Regions from separate parts of the Mus musculus genome. Here regions 1, 2 and 3 are each linked to region 4. The links are chromatin contacts, found by POLR2A ChIA-PET in ENCODE. All regions are on one chromosome and are shown on one strand. Each heading gives the region's core, a stretch centred on a gene start or an enhancer-like site at or near the end of the contact. The rest is flanking DNA. Distances are from core to core; before and after follow the strand shown.

Region 1 (2,700 bases), core at 56-2,555, 110 kb after region 4:
ACCTACTGAGCTGGGCGGCGGTGGTGCACGCCTTTGATCCCAGCACTTGGGAGGCAGAGACATGAGGATTTCTGAGTTCAAGGCCAGCCTGGTAGTAAATGCTCTGAACCACTGAGCCATTTTTCCAGTCCCCTCCCCCATCCCTTCTTTTAACCTTCAGCTTTCTTCTTCCTTTTTTATTAGTTTTTATTATTATTATTTATTTATTGGTTTTTCTGTAGGAGTGAGTTCCAAGATAGCCAGAGCTACACAGAGAAACCCTGTCTTGAAAAACCAAAAAATAATCATTTTAAAAAAAGAAAGAAAGAAAGAAAGAAAGAAAGAACGAACGAACGAACGGACCTACTGGCCACTTCTTGGGCTGGAGAGATGGCTCAGTGGTTAAGAGCACTGACTCCTCTTCCAGAGGTACTGAGTTCAATTCCCAGCAACCACATGGTGGCTCACAACCATCTGTAATGGGATCTGATGCCCTCTTCTGAAGACAGCTACAGTGTACTCACATACAATAAATAAATGAATAAATAAATAAATAAAGAGAAAAGTCACTTCTTTGGGGCTCTGCTTACCTCCCACTGATCTTGGGGACATAATAAGGGGGTCTGTTTTCAGCATTCAGTGAGTCAGCTTAATCATTAAGGGCATACCATACATCTCTGTGAATTAGCCCAGTGATGGTTTGTAGAAGAAGCAATCTGATGAAAGGAGCTATCTGGGGCTTCCCAAGAATCTTTAGGAAGTATGGCTGCAACAGCAACGTAAGGGGCACCTGAGAGTCAGGGGGCATGGGACAGGCAGATAATGGTAGTGAGGAACCTACCTCCATGATGACTGTTGGTGGCTGCCCGTCCCTGCTGATGAATGTTGCTCCCCAGGAGACCTGGGGCCAGGTAGGGACCTGGCTGGTCCTCAGTGAGGCTAGGGCCCAGGCCCCTATCTGTAGCACTAGCGTCTTCCTGCTCACTCGGCTCAAACTCTGGGATCTGGAACATACTCTGGGCTGTAGAGACAAGGTAAGAAGTACTCACTACACAGCTAGGCAAACAGTGTTTATGAGAAGCAGAGGAGAGGTACTCCTGTCTCCCTCTCCCACCACGGTAGCTCAACTCCCCAAATCTTCCCAATCCCTCATTTGTCTGCTCAGTCTGCCTGGCTGTCGCCCGAATATTAAATCTCTCTTCAGAGCTCTGTCCAGACACTAGTGCGCTCCCCCTGCCCGTTAGGACCGGGAATAGGTCTCACCCCAAGCCCGATCTCGAGGCCCCTGACCCGGGCCTGCCTCCTCCCTCCAGTTCTAAGGGCGCCCGGCCCTAGTTTCCTGGGCGACGAGAACTGTCACAGATCTGACCCAATCAGTTTTCGAAGTAAATCCCGGGTCGGCCTGGAGGCGGGGCCACCCCAAGCCAGGTCCCACCCCTGCGCCGACCTGCTGGTCTCCACCGCCTTCCTCCCGCGTCGCTCCCCAGGCTCCGGATTCCGGGATCGGACTTCCTCAAGCCTAGGGCGTGTGCAGGAGCCAGCGAGGGCTGCTTTGGGGTTCCCATTTGGATCCTGGAGGCCTGCTTCGGCTGATAAGTCCTCCAGCCCTTCTGGGCCCGAATTCCCTCCTGTAAAATGGGGTTAATGACACCTCCCTGGGGAGCTGGTGAAAACTCTGTAAACAGCTTAGTGATTACTTATAGAGCCGTTCACTGAAGCTCGGCCGTCGGATGCAATGGTCGTTGCGATGGTTATTGCTCCCCCTGGACCGAGTGACCGGGATGGGAAGACCAGCTCCTTCTTCCCGATCGTGGAGGCCTTGCACTGCCCGTCTTGGGGACAACCCCCCGCGCCATTTCGGGAGCTCCTTTACGGCAGGATGGCCGCCCGGGTGCGGAAGAAGGGACGGGGCGCCCAGGAAGGCGAGCCGTGGGGCTCCAGGGGCCTCTGCTGCCAGGATAGGTGTGCGTACGCTGCCCCGGGCCGGAGCGCGGGGCCTGCAGACAGAAGCTAGGGGGCGGGGTCCGGGTACCATCTTGGTTGTGGGCGGAAGTTTCCTTCAGTGACCCTGTGCGGGGAAGTCGTTGCCGCCCCCCATATGGGCACGCCGAACGCGATGTGGATTTGGGAATCTAAGCGTGGGAAATGGTAGTCCCCAAACATTAAGAGCTGGCGGTCCATGGCACTGGTAGCCCAGGTGCTTGCTGCGTGCGGCCTGCTCTACTCTCGGCCGCCCGCCGCCATCCGTAACCCGGGACACCCGCCGGCAGCGCACCTTGCGGCGATTCTCGAAGAGATGCACGCCGGGCGCGGCGCATGGCTTCGGAGTCCCTGCCGGTCGCTACGCAGTTTACGTAGCGAACGGACGTCCGCGCAGGCGCAGGAGTGGGGCGGAGCAGAGGGAGCCGGGGAGCTGGAGCCCGGTGTCCCGGCGACCGGATCCCGCTTACCCCGCAGCGGCCTGAGACCTGACATCGACTTCCTCTTATTCACCGGGGCTGAGGGTGGACGCGGTGGGGGAACACGTCTGGAATCTTGAGGACAGAGGAAGAAGCCTCCCAATCCGGATTATTGGAGGGGAAAGAGGAACCAAGCTTGGGGAGGGGGAGAGCGGGGCGTTGGGCGCCCCCGCAGCGGCCGCTGTCCTAAGCTGACGGGCATCGGCCGGCTCTCCCCCTCCTGCCAGCCGGACACGAGCAACCAAGGCCAGGGACTCTGTGC
Region 2 (2,700 bases), core at 196-2,695, 79 kb before region 4:
CAGGATGAGGGTCTTGATGCCTATTCCCGAGGCCCTGCTGACCCGAAGATTGGGTAGGGTCAGGGAGTCCCAGCTGGGGAAGTGGAGGTCCTCTGAAGTGGGAGCCAGGTCACCCTTGCAGTGGCCTGACATCAGACACAGGGAGGACAGGTACACACTCAGCAGTGCATGGTGACACCTGGGTCTGGCTTAGGCAGTAGAGTCTCTAATGTGTCACGGGGAACCTCTAGCTGCTGGCTCGGCTGATGCAACAGGCATCTATTGACAGTCATTAAGTCTTTAGCAAATGATTGACAAGGAAATAACCTTGACGGGAATTTAGCTTGGGAGTCCAGTGCAGATCCAGTTTCGAAGGCTCCCCACACCCCATGGCCCAGCCCATCCTCGACAATCTACAGGCTTGCAGAGCAGCGGGCAGGTGAGCCCTGGGCAGGAGTGGCATGGTGAGAGGGGAAGGTAACACAGGGCTGTGTCCCTACATCCTCTCTTCCCCGTGGTGACTTGATGGGGGTGCTGTTATTGTGCCTCTGCCACGGATGCAGAGATTGGGTCTGGGACTCACATAGCTTTTAGGTGGCAGGAATTCCCATTCCTGTCCCAGTGTGACACCCTGTTGAACTGAGTCGTGTGTCTGAGATGCCAAACAAAGCCATGCTGTCTTCAGATCCAAATAAGGCAAGCAGGCCAGGCTTGGGGAGAAGGTCAGAGCCTGGGTCGGGGGTGTACCTGGGGCTCTCAAAACTACCAGGAGGGTTCAGAGCCACTGGCTTTCTGGCTTATTTTCTCTCTTTATAAAATGGAGCAGGCAGTGCCTCCCCATCAGGGGCTCTACGGGAGGCGTGCGCGGGAAGTGTTAGGAAAACTATAAAATGCCAAACAAACAGGAGGCTGGCAGAGCGCTTCCTCCCGCCTGGCAGGCAGGCTGGGGACTGGGAGGCCCTGTGAGAACCCCAGAGCAGGTCAGGTGGGGCCCCGCCTTGCCTGCTGGGCCAAGAGGAGGAGGAGAAGCCGGAGGGAGGAGTGTGCTGGGCACAGGAGGCATCCCAGCTGATCCCAGCAGATTTAACAGGACTTTGAAAAATAAAAAAGGTAAAACAGTCAAACCACTGCCCGCTCCTCCTGCTGCAATAAAAATGGATTTATTTGTTCGTGGAATGAAATTTAATAACTTTGGGGGGAGATGAGGCGTGAACAATAACAGTTTTTTTCCCCTCTTTCTCATTTTGGAGGGAGAAGGGAGGAAGAAGAGGGGATGAGGACCCCCGTTGAGATAGTTGGGGGAAGGGGGTGTGTGGGACTGAGCCCTCTAGAGATTGGCTAAGTAGACAAGGAGGGGCTGGCTCTGCTCCACGCTCCAGAGACTTCCACGGTTCAGGTTCACGGAGGGGCCGCGTGCTTCTCTTGTTTCCCTGTGCACCCGGCTGTGCGCCAGGCCTCTGCCCCCGCTGGGCCCTCCTCCTGCTGTGCCTTCCTCCCCTGTCAAAATTCCACTCATCCCTCAGAACTGTTTGTAGAAAGGCCTCCACCAAAGCTCCCATGCCCCTCCCCAACCCACTCCCAGTCCCTGGCAGCAGCCCCTCCCAGCTACAGCATGCCCCTAGACCTCTCTGAGAACCCACATCCCTTTCTACCCTCTGCAAAATTGTGTGTGGTGCTTGGCTCCCAGATTTCAGCCTGTGGCCCTCACCTCTGGGCCCTGGCCCAGAGCAGTAATGTTTGTTGAATGAATAAGTGTAAGTCAGAGACTTGGTGTCTGTCAATTATCCTCTAACCCAGGGGCTGTCTGAGCAGAAGCCAAGAAGCCAAGCTCCCTACATGGCCACTGCTCTTAACTGAGCCGGTACCAGACCTGGAGGACTGCTGGAGGAAGGGTAGGGGGCCTCAGTGCTCCACCCCAGAAACCCACTGCTTTCTATGAGGTGTTTCATCTCTTCAGGCTATGCTTTCCACAAAGCAGGTCCCAGAGTCACCGAGCCTGGTAGTTATGGGGGTTCTCTGTCAAGCAGGAGGTCCCAGAGTCTGGTGAAGCCAGCGATTGCAATGCCTCATCCTCTCTTGGACTACGGAACACAAGAATCGGACCACGAAGGAAGGGGCTGTGAACTGAGTCACCCGGGCCAGGCTGTGGGCAGGGACTGGCCGTGCCAAGAGGTTGGAAGCCTCTCTAGGTTGGTCTTATGGTGATTCCAGGTCTGGCTCCCACAGCCTGGAGAGGCCTCAGCTGTGCAGGGGGGACAGGCAGCCTGGGAGCTGCTGGGCAGGTCGATAGCAAAACAAACGCACTATTGACCGCAGCCGCTCACTAAATCCTCCCGGCAGACAAGCTGATGTGAGCCCAAATAGAATGGACTCAGAACTCAAGTCGCCCCTCCCTGCCCCACCCCCAGCTCCAGGGGAGGGGCGAGGCGAGCTGCAGCTGGGCCGAAAGCGGGGCTGGGACCAACTCTGTTCCAGTCTCAGTGCACAGGCTTGGAGTCAGGCGGCCCTGAGCGGGGCCAGGAGAGGCCATGGATGCCCGAAGGCAGGAATCCCAGCAGCTAAAATTAGGTCCAGCTGATCTGTTTTTTTTTTTTTTTTTTTTTAATAATTACATAACATTTGCTAAATAGCAAAGAATACATATGCTGTCTCTCGGTTATGAAGCATAATAATGAACCAAATGCCTATGACCCCTGTATGCAAATGAAGCCCAGTGTAGGT
Region 3 (2,721 bases), core at 41-2,540, 64 kb after region 4:
GGCTACACAAGGCCCTGTCTTGAAACAAAAACAAACAGAAACACCAAACCAAACCAACCAACCAGCCAGGCTACTGAGAAGTCAGCCTGACAGGTAGGACTCCCCACCACAGGTGAACCTGCCACTGCACACCTTGAGCCAGCCACTGTTGTTGGGAATCGCTTGCAATGAGACCAGCGCGGGCAGAGCCAGTGCAGAGTTCTATGTCCAGTGAGTGGGTTCCCGGGCACAGGATCCTGGGTGAGATGGCCAGGGAAGGAGTGGGTTTAAGGCAACTGGCGTTTTGCAGGGGTCCGTCCTATAAGGTGTGGATATCTACCAAGACACCTTCATGTTTTTGTCTAGGTGCAGCTTGACTTCAGAGGAGGTCAGGAGTTATTACCTGAGTGGGGGACCTGAGGCCCACGAGTCTACAGGAATCATCTTTGTGGAGACACAGGTGTGGAGTTGAGACCTTCTAGGTGTCTGGTTATGGGGTTAGGGATATCTAGGTGAGGTAGAGGCCTCTGGGTCTCCCAGAGTTTCCTGAGGCACAGAGCTTGGCTCCTTCCTAAAGGAAAAGCCCAGGGACAGGGACAGTCTAGGAGTTCTAAAGTATGGCAACTCCAGGCACAGGGTGTCCCTGGACGAAGGGAGGCCTGATGTCTGGGTCTCATTGATTTCCCACAGAGGGTACAGAGACTGCAGGAGACGGAGATGTGGGCACAACTCTGCCCCTCGGCCAAAGGCGCCATCCTCCTCTACAATCGCCATCCACCTCTACAGTCAGGTGTTGGGAAGTCCCACCTGAGTCACCCTAGCGCCCCAGCCCTATCACTGCAGCTCTGAAGACAATAAAGGACTTTATTCTTGTATTCCGTTAGCTTCTGCTGCTTTCCTAGGAGTCCGGGGTCCTCTGAGAGAACCCGGGATGGATGAGAGGGGCTGAGCACTGTGGCATAAAGGGAACAAAACAAAAAAGCCCCAAGGTGCGACCTCTGTGTTCCTCTTGGCTGCGGAATGCGGGTCACGACGGGGTGAAGACATCTCTGCAGAACCCGTACCTCGCAGCTAAAAGAGAGGGTGGAGCACAAGACCTTCCTGGAGGTCAAGCTCTGCCCCTACCCCCGCCTCTTCGGTTTGACACTGGTACCTTTTTCAGCTGTCCCAATGCTTCCGCTTCGCGGGCCCCGGCGTCCTAGGCCAATGAGCATGTGGGGGCGGGTCCTTTGATGCACATTATCCTCATCTCGCCCAATAAGCGTGGCCTGAGCGTCTACCCCCAATGAGGGATCAGGGGCGGGGCCTTCATAGGCGCAGGAAATGGCGGCGACCAAGGAGCCTGTGAGTGGGGCAGGGGCGGGGCTTGGCTGTGTCTCCTCCTTCGCACGCCCCCTAATGCTTTGGGTGAGAAGGGGTGTCCCAAGTGCCTAGCGGGTGGTCCAGACTTGGAGGGTGATGCTGGAAGGCCTAGAGCACCCCTTGTCTGGTTCTTAGTAAAGAGGCCTTCCTCGAATTTGCCTTTGTGGGAAACTGAGGCAGGTTCCTTCTTTCTGCCACGATCCCCGAAGTCCGGCCCGATTGAGACCCAATGGACTTTTGGGGGCCTCCCTTTCCTAGCTGCCTGCCCGTCGTCGTCATGCCGTCCCTGTTGCTCCAGCTGCCCCTGCGCCTATGCCGGCTGTGGCCGCATAGCCTTTCCATCCGACTTCTCACAGCCGCCACAGGGCAGCGGTGAGTTGAGCCCCAGAATTTGTCCATGTTCAGTGGTTTTTCTCCTGAGAGCCCACCTTGCGTCTTGAGATAGTTGTCTCTGCATTATGTGTCAAGTCCCAGACAACATTCTCCTTCAATGCTAGGCACTTAGTATACCAATAGCTAAGAACTGAGCTCCGAGATTAAGTTAAACGACAGTTCGGGAATCTGAGCTCTGGTCTGCTCTTTCCATAGCTCTGGCGTGTTGTCAGGCTTCGCTGTGCATACGCTGGGAAAGAGGAGGTTGAGTACAAAGATGTAGATTTCTGGGCTTGAATCTGGATGCTGGTCCTCCAGCATTCAATGAAGTGGGGACATGGGAATCTGCCTTTTCCTTTGAGATGGAGTTTTCCTATGTGACCCAGGTAAGCCTCCATAGTCAATCTCCGGCATGTCTATAGAGTTCAGGCACAGCCTCCATGTACTTGCCACTCTCACAGAGGATCCAGTTTTTTTTTTTTTTTCTTCTGAGACAGGGTTTCTCTGTATAGCCCAGGCTGTCCTGAAACTCACTCTGTAGACCAGGCTGGCCTCCTCGAACTCAGAAATCCACCTGCCTCTGCCTCCTGAGTGCTGGGACTAAAGGCGTGCGCCACCATGCCTGGCTTTTATTTATTTATTTATTTATTGGTTTTTCTTGGTTTTTCGAGACAGGGTTTCTCTATGTAGTCCTGGCTGTCCTGGAACTCACTCTGTAGACCAGGCTGGCCTTGAACTCAGAAATTAGCCTGCCTCTGCCTCTCAAGTGCTGGGATTAAAGGCATGTGTCACCACGCCCGGCTAGGATCCAGTTTTGATTCCCAGCATTCACATGGTAAATTATGGAGACCCTCTTCTGACCCGTTGGAGACACCAGACAGGCATGTGGTGGACATACATACAGAAAACACTCATAAACACAAAATAATATAATTTTAAACAATATTTGAAGAAACTTTTTAGCCAGGATGGTAGTACACATGCCTCTGGTCCCAGAATTTGGAAGGC
Region 4 (2,789 bases), core at 275-2,774:
CAGCTTTCCCAGGTTAGGCTGGTTTTCAGGGTCACCAAGGAAAAGGGAGCTACGGGGAGAAGGGCTGGAATGTAGAAATAGACGCAGACGGTACACTACGTGTGGTACTGCCCCAACTCTCCTCCTCTCCCTGGGTTGCTGCTCTCCATGGGTAAGCAGGACTCTAAGGAAGAACACTAACTCCCTCTGCTGGAATTCTGGACGAGCCCCGCAACTCCCGGCCAAGGTTGAGGGAGTGGCAAGTTCTGATTGCTCCCAAAGAAGACTGTCAAGTGCTTTAGGATCCTGGGCAGACTTGCAACAAGGGAGAGCTCTCTTTTCTAAAAAGGAACCAATCTGAGGTTACCTTCAACCCCGCTTGACCCAGCCCCCATGGTCACGCCCACTAGCAGCCCAGCCAATGGCCTTAGCCGCTCATTGGGAGGAGGATCGGCCCGGAATAATAAGGGAAGCACTGGCGCTGAAAGGCAGGGGCAGCTGGACTGCCACTCAGGGCTATTTGGGGCTCTGCACTTTGCATTCCAGTTAGCGACTAGGTCGTCCGGGACCCGTGGCCCCTTCCTGGCATGCCCGTCCAGGAGGAGAAATACTTTCATTCTTGAGGGAGTCAGTGATTCTCACAAGCCCACGCCCGATGTCAGCCTGCTCTCCAAGTTCTATGATCCCAGTCCCTCAAGAAGGAGCAAAGTGCTGGCAAGGGGCCAGAAGCCAGCAGGAGGGCAAAACGGGCACCTACCATACTCCCAGAGAGGCCCCCGAGCTGCCATTCTTGGGGCTACCTGACCCTACCTGATAGGCCAAGCTTCTACACTTTGCCTTTGCACACTCCCAGCCTGACCTTGGGGAAGTGAACTCTGGCCCTAAGCCTCAGTTTCCCTCCTGTGCATGCATGGAGGAAGGTGGCAGATCCCAGAGGATCTGGGGGTGTGGGGGGTGTGGACTACCTGGGACCATTGCTGAGGTAAGGCCGCCTTCCCCACTCGTTTAGTCAAGGGGTAACCTGGTGTAGGAGCTGGGTATGGATGTGGGCTAAAGGGGTTCCCGAGTGTCTCAGTTGCTCGTGGAGTGCCTTTCGGCCGGGGAGACCCACGCCCTGCGCTCACACTTACATTTGGCCTCCTTCCAGTCGGTGGAGGTGCTCAGGTCCACCTTCGCGGCCATGGCCAGGGGGGCCCAGGTGCGCACCCAGGCTCCACGCCCCGCCGCCCCCCACGCCCCAACTCCCGCCGAGAGCCACGCGCAGTAGCCGTGCTCGCCCAGTGCCACCAGGGGACCGCACGCACTGCCACGGGGCCGCGGGCCACCCGCCGAGCGGCCGGGCCAGGGGCGCAGGGAGACCAGCAGCTGCCCCGCCGCGCGCAGCTGTGCCAGGCGGCCGGACACTTGGCTCTGCAGCGACATGAGCAGGCGGTGCCGGGCGGCTCCCCGCCCACTCGGACTCTATTTACGGTGCTCCGGAGAGTCGCGCTCGGTCCCTTATTTACTCTGGGACGAGAGTGGCGCGTGCCAGCCCGTGGCGACCTGCTTAGAGACCGCGGGCGGCGCGCCGCTGGGCACCCTGGAACTTGTAGTTCCGTCCCGGCCCACTGCGCTCACGCACTGGTAGCACACACGTGCGCACCCAGCCTGTCTGTGTCCTCCCGAGTGTGGCTGCAGCCAACCTTCCGAAGCTCGGTGATTCGACAAGGCACTCCGTGCGTGGGTTTTCCCGCCAAGTCGGCTTCTAGTTCTTTCCGCCTAGTTGCCGTGGCTCATAAGTAAACTCGGTCCTATCGCGTGTTTTGTAGGCATAGAGAGACCTGGACTTGTGTTGGTGCCTCCGCATCACCCAGCTCTGCTTCTGATCCACAGCAGCTGCACGTTCCAGCCTGCCAAGGTGGGGCGGGGGTGATAGGTGCCGCGGACCTATGTGTTAGGGTGGGGCAACTTTTCTGAAGAGCTCGACCTCCCTTAAGCTCCAAGAGCCAAGCAGCGCCGACTGAATTCCACAGCAGCTCACAAGACATTAGTGAGATTTGACAGGAAGAAACCTAGGTGTCAAATAGGCATGGTAAGGCATACTTACAATCCAGCATTCCAGAGGGTGAGGGCGGAGGATCTTAGGAAAGTTTAGGATCAGCCTGACTTACAAGGCAGCCACATAGCAAGACCCTGTCTCAGTCAATAGGTCAGTCTAACAATCAATATAAAAAAGAGCCGGGCAGTGGTGGCGTATGCCTTTAATCCCAGCACTTGGGAGGCAGAGGCAAGCTGATTTCTGAGTTCGAGGCTAGCCTGGTCTACAGAGAGTTCCAGACAGCCAGAGCTACACAGAGAAACCCTGTCTTCAAAAACCAAAAACCAAAAAAAAAAAGGAGAAAAGGAGAGAGAATATGGATCTATAAATGTGGGTGTATAGAAACACTAGAGTAGTGACCTAAGAAGGATAATTTTTTTCTTCTTTATTTTTCTCCTTTTCTTTTGTTGTTGTTGTTGTTGTTGTTGTTGTTTTTTTTTTTTCTTCTCGAGACAGAGTTTCTCTTTGTAGCCCTGGCTGTCCTGGAACTCACTCTGCAGACCAGGCTGGCCTCAAACTCAGAAATCTGCTTGCCTCTGCCTCCCAAGTGCTGGGATTAAAGGCGTGCGCCACCACTGCCCGGCTAATTTTTTTTTTCCTCATATTCCATAATGACATATGCCTGTAACCTGTTCCCGGTTAGCCACTACTTCATATTCAGTTCCACACCAGCCTGGCCTACCTGAGAGCTGGTTGTCAGAGCTACCCAGTGAGACTCTACATTTTTATTTAA

What was found. ChIA-PET counts read pairs that join two places held with the same protein, here RNA polymerase II (POLR2A).
Region 1: POLR2A ChIA-PET joins it to region 4 with 28 read pairs in Patski. The contact joins the promoter of Bad here to the promoter of Macrod1 in region 4. POLR2A ChIA-PET finds 5 or more read pairs at or near these places in 4 of 5 experiments (Patski and embryonic stem cell).
Region 2: POLR2A ChIA-PET joins it to region 4 with 27 read pairs in Patski. The contact joins the enhancer-like site here to the promoter of Macrod1 in region 4. POLR2A ChIA-PET finds 5 or more read pairs at or near these places in 3 of 5 experiments (Patski and embryonic stem cell).
Region 3: POLR2A ChIA-PET joins it to region 4 with 26 read pairs in Patski. The contact joins the promoter of Dnajc4 here to the promoter of Macrod1 in region 4. POLR2A ChIA-PET finds 5 or more read pairs at or near these places in 3 of 5 experiments (Patski and embryonic stem cell).

Annotation. Positions count from the first base shown.
Region 1 is chr19:6,941,167-6,943,866 of GRCm38, reverse strand. It overlaps Bad (BCL2-associated agonist of cell death), which reads right to left and starts at 1,305. Exons shown (of 4, transcript NM_001285453.1): 1 at 1,243-1,305; 2 at 821-1,000. The coding sequence starts at 992. It overlaps Gpr137 (G protein-coupled receptor 137), which reads left to right and starts at 2,674. Exons shown (of 7, transcript NM_207220.3): 1 at 2,674-2,700.
Region 2 is chr19:7,134,457-7,137,156 of GRCm38, reverse strand. All of the region lies in intron 3 of Macrod1 (mono-ADP ribosylhydrolase 1), which reads right to left. Gm38621 (a long non-coding RNA gene) reads right to left here. Exons shown (of 2, transcript XR_877703.3): 2 at 1,118-1,476. It also overlaps a transcript of Flrt1 not described here. Among named protein-coding and RNA genes, the nearest start is that of Gm38621, 13 kb to the right of the region's middle. Within about 2 kb of position 1,445, at least 2 of the 3 ENCODE cell types and tissues checked have a DNase peak (open chromatin) inside an H3K27ac peak, as active enhancers do.
Region 3 is chr19:6,991,151-6,993,871 of GRCm38, reverse strand. Dnajc4 (DnaJ heat shock protein family (Hsp40) member C4) reads left to right here and starts at 1,290. Exons shown (of 7, transcript NM_001357001.1): 1 at 1,290-1,323; 2 at 1,600-1,713. The coding sequence starts at 1,619. It overlaps Nudt22 (nudix (nucleoside diphosphate linked moiety X)-type motif 22), which reads left to right. Exons shown (of 6, transcript NM_026675.2): 4 at 113-210; 5 at 346-439; 6 at 670-853. The coding sequence ends at 828. Gm35838 (a long non-coding RNA gene) reads right to left here and starts at 1,415. Exons shown (of 2, transcript XR_386530.2): 1 at 1,133-1,415; 2 at 826-1,050.
Region 4 is chr19:7,055,503-7,058,291 of GRCm38, reverse strand. It overlaps Macrod1 (mono-ADP ribosylhydrolase 1), which reads right to left and starts at 1,524. Exons shown (of 11, transcript NM_134147.4): 1 at 1,110-1,524. The coding sequence starts at 1,401.